Regions from separate parts of the Homo sapiens genome. Here all the other regions are linked to region 3. Evidence: chromatin loops called from intact Hi-C (ENCODE). Cell type or tissue: mammary epithelial cell. All regions are shown on one strand.

What was found. Hi-C counts contacts between places; a loop is a spot of excess contacts. Peaks named below come from ENCODE experiments on the same cell type or tissue, not always from the same donor. Only the 100,000 strongest peaks of a DNase experiment are listed, where the experiment ranks them.
Region 1: it touches region 3 in a loop (15-fold over the local background); 26 of 110 quality-filtered maps call a loop at or near these places.
Region 2: it touches region 3 in a loop (19-fold over the local background); 4 of 110 quality-filtered maps call a loop at or near these places.

The regions. Positions count from the first base shown.
Region 1 is chr7:34,427,361-34,435,360 of GRCh38, reverse strand. All of the region lies in intron 2 of NPSR1-AS1 (NPSR1 antisense RNA 1), which reads left to right. Among named protein-coding and RNA genes, the nearest start is that of NPSR1, 230 kb to the left of the region's middle. In mammary epithelial cell, a CTCF peak has its summit at 4,808 (motif pointing right); a DNase peak (open chromatin) is centred at 4,800.
Region 2 is chr7:34,087,008-34,095,007 of GRCh38, reverse strand. The region is part of intron 13 of BMPER (BMP binding endothelial regulator); the gene reads right to left. Among named protein-coding and RNA genes, the nearest start is that of BMPER, 190 kb to the right of the region's middle. In mammary epithelial cell, CTCF peaks have their summits at 3,494 (motif pointing left) and 6,694 (motif pointing right); no DNase peak of the experiment used is centred here.
Region 3 is chr7:34,317,624-34,325,623 of GRCh38, reverse strand. No RefSeq gene overlaps it. Among named protein-coding and RNA genes, the nearest start is that of NPSR1, 340 kb to the left of the region's middle. RefSeq lists an enhancer at 4,564-4,623. In mammary epithelial cell, a CTCF peak has its summit at 4,521 (motif pointing left); DNase peaks (open chromatin) are centred at 2,573, 4,153 and 4,503; H3K4me3 peaks cover 221 bases; H3K27ac peaks cover 686 bases.

The DNA of each region.
Region 1 (8,000 bases), 110 kb before region 3:
GTATTGGTTGTGGGTTTGTCATAAATAGCTCTTATTATTTTGAGATATGTTCCATCAGTACCTATTTTATTGAGAGTTTTTAGCATGAAGTGTTGTTGAATTTTGTCAAAGGCCTTTTCTGCATGTATTGAGATAATCATGTGGTTTTTGTTGTTGGTTCTGTTTATATACTGGATTACGTTTATTGATTTACGTGTTTTGAACCAGCCTTGCATCCCAGGGATGAAGCCCACTTGATCATGGTGGATAAGCTTTTTGATGTGCTGCTGGATTCGGTTTGCCAGGATTTTATTGAGGATTTTTGCATCAATGTTCATCAGGGATATTGGTCTAAAATTCTCTTTTTTTGTTGTGTCTCTGCCAGGCTTTGGTGTCAGGATGATGCTGGCCTCATAAAATGAGTTAGGGAGGATTCCCTCTTTTTCTATTGATTGGAATAGTTTCAGAAGGAATTGTACCAGCTCCTCCTTGTACCTCTGGTAGAATTCGGCTGTGAATCCTTCTGGTCCTGGACTTTTTTTGGTTGGTAAACTATTAATTAAATTATTGCCTCAATTTCAGAGCCTGTTATTGGTCTATTCAGAGATTCAACTTCTTCTTTGTTTAGTCTTGGGAGGGTGTATGTGTTGAGGAATTTATCCATTTCTTCTAGATTTTCTAGTTTATTTGCGTAGAGGAGTTTATAGTATTCTCTGATGGTAGTTTGTATTTCTGTGGGATCCATGGTCATATCCCCTTTATCATTTTTTATTGCGTCTATTTGATTCTTCTCTCTTTTCTTCTTTGTTAGTCTTGCTAATGGTCTGTCCATTTTGTTGATCTTTTCAAAAAACCAGCTCCTGGATTCATTGATTTCTTTAAGGGTTTTTCGTGTCTCTATCTCCTTCAGTTCTGCTCTGATCTTAGTTATTTCTTGCCTTCTGCTAGCTTTTGAATGTGTTTGCTCTTGCTTGTCTAGTTCTTTTAATTGTGATGTTAGTGTGTCGATTTTAGATCTTTCCTGCTATCTCTTGTGGGCATTTAGTGCTATAAATTTTCCTCTACACACTGCTTTAAATGTGTCCCAGAGATTCTGGTACGTTGTGTCTTCATTCTCATTGGTTTCAAAGAACATCTTTATTTCTGCCTTTATTTTGTTATTTACCCAGTAGTCACTCAGGAGCAGGTTGTTCAGTTTCCATGTAGTTGTGTGGTTTTGAGTGAGTTTCTTAATCCTGAGTTCTAATTTGATTACACTGTGGTCTGAGAAACTGTTTGCTGTCATTGCTGTTCTTTTACATTTGCTGAGGAGTGCTTTACTTCCAACTATGTGGTCAATTTTGGAATAAGTGCGATATGGTGATGAGAAGAATGTATATTCTGTTGATTTTGGGTGGAGAGTTCTGTAGATGTCTATTAGGTCAGTTTGGTCCAGAGCTGAGTTCAAGTCCTGGATATCCTCGTTAAACTTCTGTCTCGTTGATCTGTCTGATATTGACAGTGGGGTGTTAAAGTCTCCCATTATTATTGTGCGGGAGTCTAAGTCTCTTTGTAGGTCTCTAAGGACTTGCTTTATGAATCTGGGTGCTCCTGTATTGGGTGCATATATGTTTAGGATAGTTAGCTCTTCTTGTTGAATTGATCCCTTTACCGTTATGCAATGGCCCCCTTTGTCTCTTTTGATCTTTCCTGGTTTAAAGTCTGTTTTATCAGAGACTAGAATTGCCTTTTTTGCTTTCCATTTGCTTGGTAGATCTTCCTCCATCCCTTTCTTTTTAGCCTATGTGTGTCTTTGCACTTGAGTTGGTCTCCTGAATACAGCTCACTGATCGGTCTTGACTCTATCCAATTTGCCAGCCTGTGTCTTTTAATTGGGGCATTTAGCCCATTTACATTTAAGGTTATTATTTTTATGTGTGAATTTGATGCTGTCATTATGATGGTAGTTGGTTATTTTGCCCATTAGTTGATGCAGTTTCTTCCTAGCATCGATGGTCTTTACAATTTGGCATGTTTTTGCAGTGGCTGGTACCGGTTATTCCTTTCCATGTTTAGTGCTTCCTTCAGGAGCTCTTGCAAGGCAGGCCTGGTGGTGACAAAATCTCTCAGCATTTGCTTGTCTGTAAAGGATTTTATTTCTCCTTCACTTATGGAGCTTAGTTTGGCTGGAATGAAATTCTTGGTTGAAAATTATTTTCTTTAAGAATGTTGAATATTGGCCCCCACTCTCTTCTGGCTTGTAGGGTTTCTGCAGAGAAATCCACTGTTAGTCTGATGGGCTTCCCTTTTTGGGTAACCCGACCTTTCTCTCTGGCTGCCTTTAACATTTTTTCCTTCATTTCAACGTTGGTGAACTTGACGATTATGTGTCTTGGGGTTGCTCTTCTCAAGGAGTATCTTTGTGGTGTTCTCTGTATTTCCTGTATTTGAATGTTTGCCTGCCTTGCTAGGTTGGGGAAGTTCTTCTGGATAATACCCTGAAGAGTGTTTTCCAACTTGGTTCCATTCTCCCCGTCACTTTCAGGTACACCAATCAAATGTAGATTTAGTCTTTTCACATAGTCCCATATTCCCATATTTCTTGGAGGCTTTGTTTGTTTTTTTTTCTGTTTTTTCTCTAAACTTCTCTTCTCTCTTTATTTCATTCATTTGATCTTCAATCAGTGATACCCTTTCTTCCATTTGATGGAATTGGCTATTGAAGCTTGTGCATGCGTCACACAGTTCTCGTGCCATGGTTTTCAGCTCCATCAGGTCATTTCAGGTCTTTTCTACACTGTTTATTCTTGTTAGCCATTCATCTCATCTTTTTTCAAGGTTTTTAGCTTCCCTGCGATAGGTTCGAACATCCTCCTTTAGCTCAGAGAAGTTTGTTAAACTTCAGAAGTTTGTCTGAAGCCTACTTCTGTTAGCTTGTCAAAGTCATTCTCCATCCAGCTTTGTTCTGTTGCTGGCGGGGAGCTGTGATCCTTTGGAGGAGTAGAGGTGCTCTGGTTTTTAGAATTTTCAGTTTTTCTGCTCTGGTTTCTCCCCATCTTTGCGGTTTTATCTACCTTTGGTCATTGATGTTGGTGACCTAGAGATAGGGTTTTGATGTGGATGTGCTTTTTGTTGATGTTGATGTTATTCCTTTCTGTTTGTTAGTTTTCCTTCTAACTGTCAGATCCCTCAGCTGCAGGTCTGTTGGAGTTTGCTGCAGGTCTACTCCAGACCCTGTTTGCCTAGGTACCACCAGTGGAGGTTGTAGAACAGCAAATATTGCTGCCTGCTCCTTCCTCTGGAAGCTTTGTCCCAGAGGGGCACCCACCTGTATGAGGTGTCAGTTGGCCCCTACTGGGAGGTGTCTCCCAGTTAGGCTACACGGGGGTCAGGGACCCACCTGAGGAGGCAGTCTTTCCATTCTCTCAGATCAAACACCATGCTGGGAGAACCACTGCTCTCTTCAGAGCTGTTAGACAGGGACTTTCACGTCTGCAGAAGTTTCTGCTGCCTTTTATTCAGCTATGCCCTGCCCCCAGATGTGGAGACTATGGAGGCAGCCAGCCTTACTGAGCTGCGGTGGGCTCCGCCCAGTTTGAGCTTCCCTGGCCACTTTGTTTACCTACTGAAGCCTCAGCAATGGTGGACACCCCTTCCCCTGCCAGGCTGCTGCCTCACAGGTCAATATCAGACTGCTGCACTAGCAGTGAGCAAGGCTCCTTGGGCATGGGATCCGCCGAGCCATGTGCAGGATATAATCTCCTGGTGTGCCATTTGCTAAGACCATTGGAAAAGCACAGTATTTGGGTGGGAGTGTCCCATATTTCCAGGTACCATCTGTCACAGCTTCCCTTGGCTAGGAAAGGGAAATACCCCAACCCCTTGCACTTCCCAGGTGAGGCGATGCCCCGCCCTGCTTCGGCTTGCCTTCTGTGGGCTGCACCCACTGTCCAACCAGTCCCAGTGAGATGAACCAGGTACCTCAGTTGGAAATGCAGAAATCACCCATCTTCTGCATCGTTCACACTGGGAGCTGCAGACTAGCGCTGTTCCTCTTCAGCCATCTTGGAACAGAATCCCCGAAGCTGTGCATTAATTTTCAAATTTATAACACAAACATGATACTACAGAACTCTTCATCTTCCCTATTCTGATTCTTAATGGCTGTCAAGGAAGTTTCCTTAATGCCCTTTAGGACTCGTAAATACTGCTCTTAAAAAGGACTGCAATAGTCCACAGATGAACCACAACCCTCGTGTGCATTCTTTCCCACAAACTACCATTTGTAGTTCTTCAATTTTGTTCATATGCTGAGAGGATCTAAAACCACACTTAGATTGCAGTCCCTATGTGCACCTCTGTATTCTACCTTTGGTCCCACCACTTTTTTTTCCTTTGTGCCATCATTTATTCTCTTCAAATCACAGTGCTGTCTTCTCAGAAAAACGGGTTTGGACCATGGCATCTCTCATGCTCCTTCTAGGGCATTTACCCCTGGGCAAAGTGCCCTGACTCCTTCCTGGGAGCATCACACTTTGTGTAGCCTGAGCCCTCAACCATCATCATTATATTCCTCACCGGGGCAGAATAGCTTGGCAAAGGGAAATGTTTCATCTAAGATTGCACAATGCTCGTTCAGTAACTTGGCAGTGTCTCAACATGGAAGGTTCCCAGGCATCTTAAGAGAGCATTTCTCTCAGCTCAAATATTTGAGATTTCTGGTGTTATCTCTTTCTGATTGTTTCTTCCCTTAGAGTCATTTTCTTCTGTGCTGCTTTCCCTCTGTCCATCAAGAGTAAGAGAAATACAAGAGACAGTTCTGTCTTCCCGCAGTGTCCCTGGCTGAGTAGCACCTCCCTCCAGCAGGGGGTGCCTCTGTGTAATTTTTGTAACACCTGATGACTGATGTACAATTGTTCATGTTATCGTTGCTTCTGGAAGGCATAAGAAAAAAGTTCCTTTCTAGAGCATTGGTTTCCTCCCTAGGTTTTCTTCTGCTCTCAATCACAAGACCCAGTCATCCTTGGAAGTAAAACAGATAAAATTCCTGCATTACAGAACATTTTAAATGGGTATATATTAGGAGTCATTTTCTTTCATTTTAGGGCTGATATTTCTAAAGAAATCACTGGTTTTTCTAATAATCATTCCCATTCCATTGCTTTTTGCCACCAGGCACATAAAGCCTTGACAATACAGGTGTGTTTTAATATAACTTATAAATAATAAATAGAGACTCCCAAATCTCTGTCCAATTCTATTAATAAAACATATGACTAGTTCTCAGAAAGTTGCACATTTAATGAGGGGTCCACACACTTTATTCTCAAAAGTCTTTTTTCTAGATTTGAACAACCATTCTTCTCCTGCAATTTTGGTGAGCAGGAAATTACAGCCAAACCTCTCTGTCTTCATCCATTTGTGCTTCTAAGAAAAAACACCACAGACTAAGTAATTTATAAGAATAAAAATTTATTCTTAATGGCTCTGGAGTCTGAGAATTCCAAGATCAGGGTGCCAGTAGGACGGGTGTCTGATTAGGGCTGCCCTCTGTTTCCAACATGGTGCTTTGTTGCTGATCCTCCAGAGAGGACCAACACTGTGTCGTCACGTGGCAGAGAGGGCAGAATGGCCAAAGAGTTTCCTTTAAACTCAACCCCTTTTGTAATGGGGTGAAGCCCTCATGACTTAATCACCACCTGAGGCCACCTCTTAATACTGTTGCATTGAGATTCAGTTTCAATGTGCATTTTGGAGGGGATACCATCATTCAAATCATAGCACTCCCATTCTGCTGATGATATATTTAAAAGCATTTTGCTGTTTGGGGAGTAAGGCACTATTTCTGAGGACTCCTAGGAGTCTTTATGTTCTAATGGAGGGTTTAGGTCTCCTTCTAGCCAGATTCTATCCATTGTAAAATCATCAATACAGCAGAACACCCAAATGCAGATAAAAGCATCATCATTCATGAAGACCCAGTAGCTCCTAAACATATGGTTTCTTGGGTAATATTCAAATGGAGAACACCCAGGAACATGAAGGATATTTCCTACATTCTTCTCCTAAGTTTAGACCAGACACAGAACTTTGTGCAAACATGAAGAAAAGCTTGAGTATAAACAGACGCAGAGTCCACTTATTCAGTTAGGTGTGCTGAGGATCACAGTCTGTGCTAAAATATCAGGACCCAGCAGAATGGAGAGGGCCAAAAAAAAGAGAGCTCTATGTTATCTTTTTTATATCATGAACCAGCCCTCAGGTAAGCCTGGCCAAATGGATGTCAAAGTCTCATTAACTTCATGCATCAGATAAGTCATTCCTACCTTGGAGAAGAGCAAATGTGGATAGCTCAGTATTTTAGAAGCATCACCTTTAAAATTCTCCATGTTTAAGGGGAAGAGAAAAACACATCTTATAAAGATAAAAAGATTAAATGTTTCCCACTAATATGCTTCTGTGAGTTGCTTAAGGTGAGTACAAAGCATGAACATTGAATGCTCAGAACCATAGGTATAAATTGGAACTTCTTGAAATAAATCAGTTGCAGAGTGGCATCACAGCAAACCTTAAACCAACAGCAAAACACAGAAAAATAATCAAATATTTAGCTCTGCTCTTGAGAATTGTATTAGGGTTCTCTAAAGGGACAGAATTCATAGGATAAATGAATATATTGTGGGGGGAGTTTATTAGGAGAATTGACCACACGGTCACAAGGTGAAGTCCCACAATAGGCTATCTGCAAGCTGAGTTGCTGGGAAGCCAGTCTGAGCCCCAGAAACCTCAAAAGTAAGGAAGCCGATAGTGCAGCCTTCAGGCTGTGACCAAAGACCCAAGAGTCCCTGGCAAACCACTGGTGTAGGTACAAGAGTCCAAAAGCTGAAGAACTTGGAGTCTGATGTTCAAGGGCAGGAAGAATCCAGCACAGGAGAAAGATGCAGGCCACAAGACTCAGTTAGTCTAGTCCTTCCACATTCCTTTGCCTGGTTTTATCATAGCTGTGCTGGCAGCTGATTAGATGGTACCCACGCAGACCAAGTGTGGGTCTGCCTCTCCTAGTCCACTGACTCAAATGTTAGTCTCCTTTGGCAACACCCTCACAGGCACACCCAGGAACAATACTTTGCATCCTTCAATCCAATCAAGTTGACACTTAGGATTAAACATCAAGTTGACACTTAGTGTTAAGGAGTATCCACGGATGGACTACTTGCGTTGTATTGTATGCCCCAGACCCCCCAACCCCTGACCCCCACCATGGGAAGAGGGAACAGACACAGTTCCTATTCCTCTAAACCACATTAAGTTTGGTTCACCTATGGGGCATATTTTGTTTTGTTTTCTTTTAAAATATCCTTTGGACAACTTTATGCTTCCATCTATCACCCTGAATCCTAGGTGAGCAGACAACCCTCAACAGGATCACGCCTCCTCCTCACTTAAATCCCAGGCTAATGTGTGTGTGTGTATATATATATATATATATATATATATATACATATATATATATATATATATACACACACACATATATATATATATATATATGTATCTTGAGTAACTATCTTACTTTATGTCCCTTGAATACCTGTAAATAAATACATCATCTAGAATTAGAAGGACCCAGTTAGACTTCTAAGTCTATGGCTTTGCTAATTCAGAGTGTTTGTCTCTGACTACTGCAAGGGCAATGGCGGAACACTTCTTTTAGATGAATCAGAACTACTTTTTCCTTTTTCTAATTAAGACTCATAGAAGTGTAGACATACATAGGCAGTCACCAACATTAACAGGTTAACCTGAAAAGAAGCCATACCAAGACCCATCTGAAACAGAAAGGAATCCTTTAAATATTTAAAATAAATATTTATATATGTGAATATTTAAAGACCATGTTGCCCCCAAATTAGGAGCAAATGGTGAATTACTAACATACTGACTTTCAATTCTATTGAAGCTACTTTTCCAATGAAATGTTTAAAGGGTACTGTTGGAGTGTTAGAAATAGCTATTCTGATTGGCATGTGTTTGCCCACACG
Region 2 (8,000 bases), 230 kb after region 3:
TCAATTTCTGCACAGAATGGGAAGAAGTTATTCCGAACGAGTCTAGCAATGACCATGTAAAATAAAGAAGAAAACCTCTTCAAGTACTGGCACCAGATGGCATAGGACGTTCTGAAGGTAGGTAAACACCACACAGAACAGGCTTCTATAATAAAATTATATTAATAATGAAATTGACCTTGACTGAGCATTTGCTCTGTACCAGGCCTGGATACGTGCCTTATCTGGAATGACTGATGCAACCCTCACACAAACCCTCATAGCAATGGGGTAGGTCCTCTCCGCATCCCCTTTTACACATGGGGGAATAATCAGGGGCTTCAGTGGGTGAGCTCGCCTGCCTAACAGCAAGGGCTTGCAAGTTAAGGAGCTCAGAAGTTGACCCAGGCAGTCTGGCTGCAAAACCAACTTGACACCTGTACCACACTCATTCGTACCATTGTACTTGTCCTTTTCTAAAAGCAGCAGTCATGGCGGCCTTCAAACAGGCCTTGCCCTGTCCAGTGTGGGACCTGCTGCTCCCCTGCCTGCCTCCTCACTGGCTCTTCCCAGAGGGCACGTTCCCTTCAAGGGAGAGCTCCCCACACAGTCTTTTCCTGCCCACCTACCTCAAAATCGGCCACCCCCAGGCCCACCCCATCACACTACCCTATTCCCACCATTACTCTTCTTGCAGTCAGGATGGCCTTATTTCTCATGCATAGCTGTCTGCCCACACTAGGCAATGATTTTCTGAAGGAAGAGCTTTGTCTCTCTTGCTAAGTTCCAAATCGCCATCCCTATGACAGAACCTAGCATGTAGCAGGTGTTCAGCTGAAAGCTGTAAAAAGGAGTGAATTAAATAACTGATAAACTCCTCCTCTGAGAGCTCATGGCAGAACAGGATATTTGAAAACCCGAGTGGACAGTGATAGAAGTGTGTACACTCTGACTGTTCTCTGATGGAGCCCCCAGACCAGGTGTGCCTGTCAGGCTAGCTGCTCAGCTGCGCAGGCGACCTGGAATGAGTCCCTTCCCCTCTCAGTGCCTCAATTAGCTACACGGTAAAATGAGGAAAACACTCCTCATGTCAGCCTCATTCTCATGCATGCAAAGATCTTTACACCCATAAATAATGAAAATATAATTAAGTTACACCATTCTGCCTCCTGCTAAGAAGTAATCAAGAAGTCCCCTAAGCAGCCAAAAGAGATGCTACAAAATAATTAGTGTTTTACCTGCTACAGTGACACTTATTCAAATCTGTGCTCAAAAGTCCCTTCTAATTGCATCTCAGAATGTAATTTTCTGAGGAGAAACACTATAAAATTCCAGGATGTTTATGCTTAAAATAAACTTAGAGCTAAATATATAAAATCAAATCAAAATGGCATTTAACCTTGACCTAGGAAGGTTATGCAGTAAAGAATTAACCTTGCCCAAAGAGAGTCTGGTCTTGCCCTCTGCCTTTGGCCACAAAGAGACAATCGTTAAGCCCCTGGAATGTCCTGCCTGACAGGAGTGTGTTTTTTGCCTGAGGCATTTGGTCACTAGACAGTCTAACAATAGGATTTAGTATGGGGCTTTGGGCTATGCAATAACATTTCCAACATCTAGAGAAATTGAAGACCAAAAGCATTAGCACATTACACCTCCAAGAGGGGCTAGAAGATAAGATCATCCATGCAGGTGGCATGCGATCGGGTTCCAATAAAAACTCTGAACACCAAAGGCTTGGGTGAGCATTGCTGGTTGGCAATGCCCAGTGGATACTGTGGACAAGAGGAGTTAATGCCAGCCCATGATGCCACGAGGTGAGGACAGCAGAAGCTCTATGTTTAGACATCTCTCAATTCTGCCTTATGTATCTCTTTTGATTTTGATCTATATCCTTTTCCTATAATATAAATCACACCCATGAGTATTACCACTTGAGTTCCTTCTAGCAAATTCCTGACCTTGAGAGTCCTCTGGGATCACCTCTAAACTTGTGGTGTCAGAAGTGAGAGTAGTCCTGTGTGGACTGTGCCCTTTCTAACTTTGAAGCTGGCTAACTATACAGTTGACTCAATCTCTCTACAAAGATTAATCTATCTGTTAAGATATGAATAGTTTTCTATATTTTCTCTTTTTAAAGAAACAGTATTTGTCTTTCTTCAAGATGAAAAATTAAACATAAGAGGATTTTAGACTTGGATAAAATGATGTTCCATACATTTTCATACCTTTCTGAATGAATTCGTGTCTTTCTTTTTACTTGGGCTCCAAGAAAATTGGACTGACCAGATTTTGAAGCTAAAATTCAGGTAGCTAGAAAGCTTTTTAAGATCCTTGTTTTGGGTGACTTGGATGGATCAAACAGGAAAAAGCCTACTTGTGGGTGAGGTGGAGAAGAACGAATGAAAGATTGAAGGGAAATCACCATAAAGCTTTGAGTCCAGCCTGACAGAAGGCTCAGAGCCAATGACAGGGCAAAAGGGATGCGACTATTAGGCAAATTGCTGAGTGACGCCAAGGTAAAGGACTAATCACCCCATTGGAGGTCCAGTTGTTGTAACACCATACAAGAAGAGGCTAGTTTGAGGACCTCAGGCAAACTGAGAGAGTCAGGGCAGAAACATCTGTGGATGCGAGTATTTCATAAGAAGACGACAAGCCCAAACACTACCTGAGGGACAGAAGAGGAACCAGGGGGTCCAAGAGACTTGTGAATTATAAATAGGCAGAGGTAGATGGAGAGATTCAGAAGGGTCATCTTGCCTGCCACTGGGAGTTGCAAATAGACTTGTGCAATAAGAAGTGCTCACGGCATTTGGAGCATCAAAGGTGGACCAAAGACTCTACTCACTCTGACCAGTTTATTACATGAAAAGACAGAGAAGTGTGCACACTTTGACTGTAAGTGTCTAATTGTGCATGGGGATAAAGACCTAAGATGAACTCAGAATTGGGGACAGCAAAAGTCACAAGGAGATCAGAGAGGATGCCAGTGAAAGGCAGGCTAGGAGAAGCAGCCCTTCTATGGGTGGTGCTGGGTGAAATACAAAAGGGTCAAAAAAGAAGAGGCTCCCCATTCCCCAGAGAACTTAAAATCCAATGCTGAAGAAATAAGAAGCAGTGCAACATAGAACATGAGTTAAATGATAATAAGCACAATTGGAATAACTAAAAACTAAAGAGCATTTTCCAAAGTCTAGGATGAAACTGGAGCTGTGTCTTCAGCTTAATTCATGCCTGAGGTTGCATTTTTAAAAAATTTTTTCAATCAGACCTTGGTGATGACCTTGAGCAGTAGGATATAAATAACTCCTACATGCTTAGAGTTCCAAAAATGGAACACTAGGCATAAGTGGGTTAAATCAATGTAGAAAGTGAAGGCATCTTAGGGAGGCAGGAGAATGACATGAACTCAGAGGCAGGGATGTTCATTGTGTTTGTAGACACGGTGAATTAAAAACAGACTTTTAAGGACTGAAATGTGATAAGTGCTACAACTGCGGTGTCTACTGCCACCTGGTGTCAGCATACCTTAATTACGAACTCAGTGTGACCTAACAGTTGAGTCGGCTAAGGAAAAATAAAAGGCATACAATGTCACACTTTAAAATAAAACATCCCATTTGATTTAGGACCCTAGTTCTAATGGCAGTTCTTGACAAGTCATTACAAGATGTAAACAAAAATGTTTTCAAGCATGTTGTTCTTTGAAGTAGGGGAAATTGACTTGATTTTAATTATAGAATAGCATTTAGCTTTATATGATTTTTCTCATACACAAACACATAAAGTCTGTACCCCTTGCCTGTATATTTTCTATTGCTTTATAATAAGTGATCAGTTTCCTTTGTAAGAACATACAAAGTCAGTCATTCAGGAAGTTTGTGATCTTCCCCTGGATGCAAGCCACTGGCAGTCCCAGGATCCCAGTATATCCAACACGAAGGTCCTGTCAGAGTTCCAGTGTTCTCCCGCACGACCTCCCACCTCCTACCTCCCAGTACCTCAACAGGAAAGGACACATCTGTGAATCCTCTGGCATGACTTCAATTCCTTACAGCTGTAAAATCCACTGCATGGAAGGAAAAGAACATTTCCTAGACTGGGAATCCCCAGACACTTTCCCAAACTGAACAAGTGAACAGGGTTTTCGCTCTGGTGAATGATACCCCGTCAAGGAGAGTGCAGAGAGGAAAACAGTCTTGAGATGATTGTGGTCTCTAAATGTCTGGGCTTCACTGCACTTCACATTCATTTTTCTGACTTCTCTGAAATGCAGTCCTGCCCTAACTTAAGAGTTCTGCTTTGTGGGCAAGTTATACTTACTTGCAACAATTTCTTCCAAGATGTGAGTCGAGTTAGGGAAAAAGCCCATTGCTGGTATTTCATAGGCACAAGGAATAAAAAACTTTCCCCAGTTTGACCCACAAAGGCATAGCTCATCTCCTGGCCTCTCGTTGTGCCCCAGGCTGCCCAGGGCTTGTCCTATCCTGTGGCCTAAGTCCACAGCGGGAAGGTAGGTTTGATACTGGCTGCTAAGGATCTCCAGAGAGCCTTTGTGGTGCGAGTTTGCCTATTCCTCTTGGATTGCTCGGTTGGCATCTGGGACATGAAGGGAGAAGCAATATGAGGCTGGAGAAGAGAGATGAATATGAGATGAAAAAGGAGAAAGAAGGCAAGAACACACCCAACACTTTTTCTCTTCGAGGTAGCCTACATTTGAATCCAAATATAATCTAAACAACTTCACGTTAATTTTTCCAGGTGGGTACACAGTACACTGCCTCTCCAGCTCCCAGGAATTTCTATAATGCACTAATAAAGGATAATGCAAACAATTATTAAAGAGGGTTATCTAATTTGAGAAGTCAATTAGCAAAGCTAAGACTTGAGATGTGTTATCAATGCATTTGGTTAAAACTTTTCTGCAGTTTGTAACTAAATTATTTTGCACCCAAACATATTCAGTTAGTTAATTAAAGCAAGCTATGCTGATTGAAAAGAACTTAATTATATATCAAATTTTTATGCCAAATTAGCCAAAATGGGTCAAATTGATTTGTGAAGCTTAAAAAAAATTCCCAAAACAGAAAAAAATAAAGAAATATTGATTACTATGAAGTAATTTCTCATTCATTTACAAAGTGGTAGTTTTTCAAGTACTTACACACTGGACTGTTTACTATTAAAAATGTTAAATTGAATAAAAGACCAAAATAAATAGGAGTTATAAACCATAGACATTGCAGGGTGGGCACAGTGGCTCACACCTGTAATCCCAGCACTTTGGGAGGCTGAGGCAGGCAGATCACCTGAGGTCAGGAATTCGAGATCAGCCTGGCCAACATGGTGAAAACCCATCTCTACTAAAAATACAGAAATTAGCCGGGTGTGGTGGTGGGCGCCTATAATCCCAGCTACTTGAGAAGCTGAGGCAGGAGCATCATTCGAACCTGTGGGGCAGAGGTTGCAGTGAGCCGAGATTGCGCCACTGCACTCCAGCCTGGGTGACAGAGCAAGACTCTGTCTCAAAAAAATAAATAAATAAAATAAAATAAACCATAGACATCTCAAAAGTAAAACCTAATTCAGAGACATTGTCATTATTATTTTGACCTTATAAGAAGCATTATCTCATAATTATCATAGAATTTGCCCTGTGGGATTTGTTGTAAGAGTAAGGAAACCCAAAATGGGTAATATTTTCTCAGAAAAAATACTCTATTTGCATTCTCCCTTCCCTCTGTTACAAGACAGTGGTGCTCAGAAAGTTATTTGGGTGTGTTATGCTACTTCATTCTTTGTCCTTAAAGGAAAATACAGATATTTTTTGGAGAATGGGGGGAAAATAAAATAAATTTTTGAGTCTTGTAAGGGCTCAAAAAATGTGTCACAGCCACAGATCTGACTATACTTTTGGGTTCATTTTAGAAATTCCACCAATGATATCAAATGTACCAGCAAAAATTTACATGTGTGGGATGTATGATTGCTGATTTTGCCTTACTTTTTCAACATTATTTACAAGTACAATGAACACATGACATTCTCATGAGACAAAAAACAATAGTTTTTTAAACGATTGCAATGCAATCGTCACTTACACTACCTGGAGGAAGTGTCGCAAAAGAGAAACAGTTGATTTTGAGATTGTTCCACAGATGCATCAGGGGGAGTTTATGTAATCAGTCCTCCGTGATGACATCAGGAGAAAATGTGGACAATCAGAAAGGTAAACGGTGAATCCAGGGGCAAGCTTCTCCATAGAAAGTAAGAGATACAGGACAGCAGCACGCTCTGTGCCAGGACTACCGTGTGCCAGCGCTGTACCCTCCACTGGCCTCAGTCCTCAGAGGAGCAATCCTGCCAGGTAGTTACTGTGTATCAGTTCTTTCGATAAAGGATGTTGAACTCAGCTAGCCACCAGGGCACACTGCTAACAGTGGCAGAGCTGGGCTGGAGTCCAGCTTGCTGTCCCCTTCCCCACGGCTCATTCTCAGTCCATTGCTCCATAAAGTCTCCTACAAACCCTGAGGTTAGGTCCTTTCTGGAGCTCCACTGAGAAGAGAATATCTTTCCACATTGCACCTGGTTTATTTTCTTCTTCTGCCACACATGCACTTGGAAATAAGGGGGAGAAACAGGATCTGGCCAACACTGGCCACTCTCCCTTTCAGGTTCATGAAGGTGCATCCTCCTGTTGGACTGTGAGATCACCAGCAGAGGGCAGGGCAGGCAGAATTGCCCAGCTCTCCTTCCTGAGCTCCTCTGCCCTTTCCAGGAAGAAGTGGCCCACTGTGGAAGGGCACTCTACCATGACACAATGACACTGATCAGGAGAGCACAAGCCTACTTCCCACCACATCCTGGCCTCTAAATCTCCATGCACAAGGATCCCAAGAACATTCTCATGAGCTGCCCAACTCAGGGCATCAAGCCCTTTACACAGCTAAGCATCCTCCATTGTAGATGCTGTAGAATCATTAAGGGCAGAAGGGGAGCATTTGCCTGGCCACCTAAGGAATCCAATGCTCTTTATTCATAAGTGCCCAAGTCATCATTCGTAACTTCTGTTGAAGCGCTCATCATATTTCTGTTGCAGTCCAGAAATCATAACACTAAATAAATCACCGAAGGCAAAAAGCATAGAAATTCAAAAAAGAAACTAATCTCTTCAGACCTTCTCTCCAATTTTTGTTTTCAATACATCCCTTTGAAATGGGATAAAAATCAAAGGTGTAGGCTGCTTGGCCCTGGGAGAAGCACAGCCTTTCCATTCTATTTTAAGCAGAGAAGGGTCCAATCCAAATTTGCAAACAGGATAGAGGAGCTTCCAAAAGAGATCTTACTCTTCTTCATTACTGAATTAATCACGGAAGAAATGATGGCAACAATTATAGAGCGCTGACTATGTGCAGGCATTGTGTTAAGCACATGCATTCATGTTCATAATCTTACTGAATCTGGATGGCGACTCTTCAAGGTAGGTTCTTTTATTATCCCCACTTCACAGATAAGTAAGGTGAGGTTTAGAGAGCTTAGGTCATTGTTTTAGGTTGCATAGCTGGGCTGGATTTTGAATCCTGGGGCACCACAAAGTTCTTAATTGCTATATTCTACTGCTTTCCATCAGACCTTCAAGTGAGGGTTTTTAGATTCCAAATAAAGCCAGGTTTGTCTATCTAGCTGTTTAACTCACTGCAAAGTCTCACGTTAAGATCCCTCAGTTTCACTAGACAAGAGGTCAGTCTAGGGGTGGTACAGAGAGGAGAAAGAAGGGAACCCAGAGAATTCAAGTTATAACAGGAAAATGGCTTGAAGGAGCTAAACCCATGACTCGGAGCCAAATGGTTTGGCACATACAGCCATGTTCGGGGATTTGTGATGACAGGGACAGTCTTTTTTCCACCCCACTTCGAGCCGCCTTTATAGAACTTTATCTTTTATGTCCAAAGATCAAATAAAAAAATCATATTTAATGAGAACTAGGGGAAATAAACTGGTGGTAATTAAAGAGTAAAAAT
Region 3 (8,000 bases):
AGGAAAATTAAATTCAAATTAATCTATTTGTTGAAAACTTCCTACACACAAGATGCTGTGCCAAGTGGTTCAAGGTAAATAAAGGTGAATAAGATGTGGTTACTGCTCTCAATGTTCTCATAGTCTAGTAGAGGACATTTTAACAACTCCACAGATAATCATAATTCCTGACACAGGGTAAGAAACATCAGCCAGATAAAGAAAATTCTATGGAATGCAGAAGACAGGATATCACATTTAGATGGAAAGGTCAAAAAGCCTTCTCAAAGTTGTATTTAAGCTGGACATGAAGAAGGAATAAGATTTTGAGAAGCAGAAAAACAGATGAAGCAGAGACTATTTCAGGAAGAAAAAAAAATGCTTTAAGAAATTTTTTTTAAAAAGTGCAGATCCAGGAAAACATGGGCTGCAGGAACTGAGAGCTCCGGCAAGGCCAAAGAGACCTCAAGTCTCTTATAAATAAGTCCAATTTATTTATTTAATTCAACAAGCATTTGTTCAGGACTTCCAATGTGCCATTTGACTAGAATATAAAGTATTAATATATGTTAAAAAGTGAAAGATAAGACTAAGAAAGGGAAGGCTAAGGTAAAACAGACAGAATTTTAATTAGAAACAGCTTTAAAATGTTCTGTTTCCACTTAAGGAATGAATGAACCCAGACGTAAAATGGGTCACCCTGCCCCATAAGATCTGGTAAGATTTGCTCAAGCCATCATTCCACTCCCTGTTAAATGTCCAATGTCCTCCCCAAGAGGTTTGTGAATTCTTGGGGTAGGTGGTCTTTTTACTTCTCGCTTAGATTGTCTACTGCTCTTGAATTCTTGTTTTCACATTGTGCCCTGCAGCTATTGATTTGTGTGTCTTCCACACCTCTCTAGCCATCCCTTCTTATCTCAGGAACTAGGCTCCTGCCATTTTCCATTCATTCTTGCATCATCAATTTCTCCCGCCCTTCTGTATTATTCCAACAATACCATGGTATCTCCAAACTTAAAAACCCTTAATCTTATGTACTGCTCCAACTATTGCCTGAATTCTCTGCTACCATTTATGGAAAAACATTTTAAAATTGTCTGTTCTCAGTGTCTCCACTTCCTCCCATCCCATTCTTGCAATTTAAAAATAAATATATGGTTAAACATTTATCAAAATAATGGATACATATAGATTAAATACATTAAGTCACTGGCTTTGTCACTGGGGTGCTCCCAGATGTAAGTATCTGGGGTTCGTGTGGCTGCTCAGACTTGGAGGGAAGATGACTGTAACTCTAGGTCAGAGGCAAGGCAGTGGGATCAGGCTCGTCTGCCAGCCAGCGATCTGGAAATAGGCTAAGGAAGGCAGACTGAGGATCTCGTGCCGTATGTAGACTGGCACCAAACCCTCTACTTTGCCTAGTGTGCCTTATTTTAGCATCTCTCTAGATCTTTCCTTCTAACATGGATTGTGCTTGAGGAGGTTAGAGTTGTCATCTAGCTGTGTGGAAAGAGGAAAGGAACCTGAGTGAAAAGGTTCAGCTGTGCTGTGTACAGAACTGCAAACAAGCCTCACATCTCTGGGTGGAGGAATCTGGAGAATAAAAACAAGAAGCTGCTATCACTTTCAGGGGTGGAAAAGCAGAGGTGAAAGACCCCTGCTGCTGTTTGCAACTGTGAGCAGGAACCCAGGACTGCTGTCTGTGGAAGCTGCTGCTGGCGAAGTCCCCACCAAATACAGAAGAAAACGTGGCTTCTCCCTCCCCACTTTCTTCTTTTTCATTTTATTTTATTTTATTTCATTTCATTTTATTTTTTGAGACGGAATCTCCCTCTGTAGCCCAGGCTCGAGTGCAGTGGCGCGATCTCGGCTCACTGCAACCTCCATCTCCTGGGTTCAAGCCATTTTCCTGCCTCAGCCTCCCAAGTAGCTGGGACTACAGGCATGCACCACCACGCCCAGCTAATTTTTGTATTTTAGTAGGGGTTTCACCATGTTGGCCAGGCTGGTCTGGAACTCCTGACCTCATGATCCGCCCACCTCGACCTCCCAAAGTGCTGGGATTACAGGCATGAGCCACCACACCCTGCCTCTCCCTCCCCGCTTCCTTTTAATCTCCCAATTGCCTCCCACTGGCAAAATCTCCCCTTTTGCTCCTCCAGTATTCCACTAATTTTGTAATAAATGCCCTGAATTAAAGATCTTTTAAAAAAAATCTCAAAGTGATTGTATTTATCCAAAAGAATTAAAAGCAGTGACTGGAAGAGATATTTGCACACCCATGTTCATAGCTAAAAAGTGAAATCAACTCCAGTGTCCACTGAAGGATGACTGGATATGCAAAATACGGCATGCATATATAGTGGAATACTCTTCAGCTTTCAAAAGAAAAGACATTCTGACACATTCTCCAAAATGGATGAACCTCGAGGATATTATGCTAAGTGAAATAAGTCAATCACAAAAAGATAAAAGACAAATACTGTATGATTCCACTTATATGAGGTACTTGGAGTAGACAGAATCTTAGAGACAGAAAGTAGAATGGTGCTTGCCAGGTGATGGGGAGTGGGGGAAACAGGGAGTGTTGTGTAACGAGTATAAAGTTTCAGTTTCACAAGATGAAAAGGATGATGCAGATGGATGGTGGTGATGACTGTACAACCTATGAGTATATTTAACACCATTTAATAGTTTAAAATAGTGAAGGTGCTAAATTTTACATTATGTGTATCTTACTACAATTTTAAAAATGGAAAAAAAAATCCTGAGGTGGTTTTCATTTCTTGGTTGGATATTGACATACCCTCCCACTCCCAGCCCAGTTACTCTGCAACACCTACCATTTTGTTAGTCTTCATGGAACTTGCTGCTCTCTGAAATGACCTTGTTTACTTTTGTTTATTTACCATCTGTTCTCCCCCACTCAAGGGTAAGGATTAAGAGAGTAGGAATCTTATTTTCTTGTTCACCTCTGTATCACTAGCACCTAGAATAAAACTTGCTTCACAGCAGATTTTAATAAATATTAGTTGAAAGAATGCACACACACGAAAGGAGCCTTACACATTTTTCTTGATTTCCATAAAAAATAAGAAGGATCAACAGAATTCCTTTGTGCTGTACAGACTTTACTGATGAGTTGGGAAATAGAGGACCCCAAGTTTACATCTTGGGGTCAGTTTTTACTTTAAATCTCTCAAACACACCAATCTTCATCCTCCATTCTCTGGTCTTCTGATGCCCTCCACCCCACCTGTCGTCGGGGAATATCTATCCAAATTCATCCGGTGGAAGAACAGTTCCCTTTTCTCCAGCCCTGACTCCCAAACTCAGCTCAGGGCTTACCACTGTAACTCCAAACACTCATCAGTGTCCCCTACACAGACTGTCTCCTCTGGGTGTCCCCTTCCCACCTCTCTGCAATGGAAAGGTAGCAGCAGAGGGTTCAATTTTCTCACTGATATGAAATATGCTTCTTCTCTTAAAAGGCAAAATAACAACAATTTGTTCTGGTTTAAAACTACTTTTTTATATTATAAGTTTGCTTTTAAGTAGACACTAAATTACAAATGTGTCCTCAGATATGGAGGATAGTGACATGTAAGGACAACCCTACCTATTCTGTATCAAATAATACATTTTAAGGGAAATACAAGAAAATAGAAATATGTAGCTCAGCTCCCTGGCTCTTCTCTAAATGCATAGGCCCATTACAAAGTTAAATTAAAGGAAGGACAGCAGTGGGGGACCTGTGACACTTACTCCTTCCATCTTCTGCTTTCACGAACAAAACTCAACTCAAGTTATTTCTAAAGTCAGAAAAATTAAAACTCAAAGAAGTACCTGTGCATATATGTGTATTACACATCTTAATGGAAGACACACAATTCCAAACATTATTTGAATGTACATCCCTCAAGAAATTCACAGACTTGAGGAGCAATCTTCAGACAAGGTCGGAGACAGAAGTTCCTTTATCTCTGAGAACCAATCGCTGGGCCCGCCACTGCTAAAGGCCACTAAGAGAGAACGGAAGGGGACAGGGACTGAAGGCGGGCAGAGGAGAGAAAAATAGAAAAGAAAATAGGATTGTTTGAATACCACCAGCAATCGCCTCGGGCACATTTTCCTGCCTTAGCTGCGTGAGTCAGCCTGGCCGAACAATCTAAAAACTTCACAGGCCGGGCAGGCTGCAGGGTGCGGTGCCTACTTAGGTCCACCGTGGCCCACATGGACCTGCGACACTGCAGCCGCGCTTTCCCAGGGCCTGGGGCTGCGGGCGCCTCCCAGGCCGGTTCAAGCCACGCACCTCAGAGCGCACTGGAGAAAGTCACTACCTTATTTGCACACTAGTCATTACTGCATCCTCATCACCTCTTGGAATGAGAGTTGAAAATTTAAGCAGAGGATTTCTTTAATCAAATTCAAATGCTTTGCATAGCAAAGAAAACCGGGTCAAGGAGCTGCCGCTACAAACAAGTTCCAATTCTTAGCTAGAGCCAGGGGATAAATGTGAGCAAGTCTCCCCCTAGTGGACAGAGCGCGTCACCTTTCACTCGCAAAGACTGCCGCATCTGGGTCAGGCAGAAATTCAGGAAGAGCCAGGTGAGAAGGTGAGCTGGGAGGAGAGGAGGTAACCTTGTTATTGGAACCCACAGTCCCGCCTTGCCTTCTCAGATTTTCTTTTCAGTGGAAAAGCAAACTGCGTTGAAGTTTTTACACATCGTTTGAGAATGCTTACTCTTAAAATGTTTGTTCCTAATTCGTTGAATATGACTATATGTCTCACTATAATGGAGGGTAGCAGATCTAATGTCATTTTCTGGACTGGTTTTGAAAGGCCTAGGTCACCCCTGAGGGGGCACTCTATTTGGGGACAAGCTAAGGAGGACTGTGGCAAAGAAAGAGTGACTGGAGAAAGATGATCCTGTTTCCATGGACAAAATCAGTCCCAATGTCCTTGCCCCATGAGCAGTGACAGGTCAGCGACATCACCAGGCTGGCAGGATCCCAGGGGTAGGTTGTTCTTGCATCAGAGTCTTCCGGCCGACCCCACCCGCGTGGCAACCAACAGTCATGCTCTCTATCCTTTGCAAAGATAGACTGGACGAGCTGTCTCTGTCCAGACTAATCCTGACCAGTCTTTCCACAGTCTTCTCCAGCTATTTCTGGCCTTCAGTAGGGAAGCTTAGACTGAACTCCATAGAACAGACCTCAAAAGAGTTTCTAGGATCCTAAAATGTATGGAAAATATATATGTATGTGCACATGTTTAAGTGTATATATGAGTGTGTGTGCACGTGTGCATTTGTGCAAACTTTCTATATGCAAGCTTGCAGACTGTGAATTCATTCAATTTTCAAAGTATCTGTGGCCCAGGAAACATTATAAGTCACCCCACCAGTAAAACAAGCCATTGCAGTGATTGAAGTGCCTGGGCTGTGGAATTTGAGTGCCCAAATTCAAATCAGACTGAGATTCCTTGAGAAAGTAACCTAATAGCTGCAGCCCTTAGTTTCCTAATCTATAAAATGAGAATAATAATATAGTACATAATAATAACAATAGCACTTTATCCATTGAATTAATGGAAGGATTAAATGATATAATGCATGCAATGCACTTAGCGATTTACTTGACACATATTCATTGTTCAGTAAAGTTTGGCCTTCATTATTTATAATGAACCCCTTAAATTAGAAGCTGAGAAATGTTAGGGTCTTTAAAATTCCAGTGTGGGTAGCATACATTTTTCAATAATTTTGTGATTTTGGGATGAGATACAAGAATTATTTTTCTTTTGATAAAAACATATTCAATCTCTTTGGAACAATAAGTATGGCTCTATACAGGGTAATAAACTAGATGATAGAATTATAAATTTTAAAGCAAGTAGAAGCCTGAGTTATTACTAGTCATATCTCCTTCAATTCTGCTTTATAGGTGAGGTTATCCAGATACATCATGAAAATGACCTGCCCAGGCTATCCTGATGTTATGGCTACAGTTCAGGACCTTGATTTTTAATTATTAGCTGGCTTTACCACAGCTCTCAGAGGCCTTCCCCTATCTTCATGAGATTCTCAAAGGTCCATTAAAGAAAAAAATTGAGAATGGTTGTCCTGTGGGAAATAGACCATCATTCAGGTCTCTGCTCAAATCCCTGGCTTCCTGTTCCCTATGGCTCAAAGCGAGTTTTCTTCCTCTGAGAACTCTGTATATCACCATCTTATTACCATTTATCTCAGTCTGAAGATGCACATCATACTCCATTTTTCTCTTTGTTCCCTTAGATTTCAAACATCTTGAAAACAGGAAACATGACCTCGTATCTAATAGAATCTGACAAAATATTTCACAAAGAAAAAGATAAAAGGTATAATACAAAGGGATTAGAAAGCCGTTTATCTCATTGATGAACTCCAGCCTGAAAAACTCCAGAGGACCTAAGAAAAGTCCATTTCCCATTGCTGACTTCTTCTCCTCTCCTGGAAACAATATGAACTGGACAGACTGTGAGCAAAGCCAACAGCACAAATAAGGCTAGAGAAAAAGAAATAAAAAAAAATTGGACCCATTTTTATCTTGGGGCCAGGACTCTAAGATTTCAATGGGGCAAAAGATGAATGATTCATGCCTACAAATAGAATATATATGGCAGGAGCTTGTTCATAGGAGTATGACAAAAACTTTGTTTCTAGGCCTGGTTCCTGGACCCGGATCCCACATGAAAGAGCAAGACCAGGTGCCTGGCTTGGTTACACATCAGAGATTGGACAGGAACTAAAGGAGGGGGTGAAATCCCTAGCTCTGAAGGTTAGAGGACTTGAGGGCAGAGGTCAGGTTGGACATTATAGGGTCTTCTGTTTCTAGTCTCCCCAGTCTTGGCTTCTACTCCCATTTCCCTTGCTTCCTTCCTGCACCCCAAATTGGGTCATGATAGAAAAGAGATAGCCACACTTTCTGCTAATGCAAGAATTGTCTAGATGAAGCAAGAGTTCTCAGCCTGAGCTTAAATAGTTCTTTGATTCCCCCTGGAAGAATACACACAAAAAGTGAGCCCCAAGAACATTTGCATATTTGTCTGGGTGGAGGATTTATACATTTCATAGGATTCTCTAAGAGGTCTGTGACCCAAATGAGTTGAACGATGGCTGCTTTAGGGTCTCTCAAATCTTCACAGCTCCCCAAACTCTCCCACAGAAATTCTATTTCTTTTAGAGTTTTCGCTCAGAAGGAATATTTTTTGAATCTATTCCCTGACTTATGGTGGTTTTCACAAAGGAGACTTGCCTTGTGTCATAGACCAGGGACTGTAGACACCAGTGTGTTAGGGAGGATTCTCTAAAGTTGCTGTAAATTCTAAGCTACCGGCAGACAATGCAGGATGTCTGGAGAAACAGATTGCCTGAGATCCTAAAGGAGCCTAAATAATTCACTAACCCAAGAGAAACTCCTGAAGCACATAGCAAACTTATTGACCCCAGAGTGTTCCTTTGACATAACAGACACAGTAGCTTAAAGAAAGTATACGGTAATATGTTGACTGATAATCATTAAAAAATAACAGTAATTTATGTCTTTTTCAATCAGGTCTTTATCTTGACAGAGGGCTGAAAAAAACTTGCCTTAATTTATCTGTAAATTGTCCAGAAACCTGCTTTTATATAGCCGGAGAAAATGAGTGATGAGTCTGTCCCTTTGACCAAAGGAACTCACAACACAGAAGAAAAGAATATCGTCAAGATTCTGCTTTCAAAGACCGAGAATTTACAGTGTGTTGTTAGAGGTTATGGGGTTAGTTAAACACTAAAAGTTATTTGAGAGTAGCAAGCGATTGATTTTCCATGGGATTTAGCAATACTCTAGCCTATAGTAAATTGCAGATGTTGCTGGAGTACCCAGAGGCCCAACAGTGACAATAGTAGAGTACGGCCTAAACACTAGAGAGGCTTTACTTATTCAAATAAGAGTATTGGAAACATGGGCATTTTTGTCTTCTCTTGTGTTAGATGCCC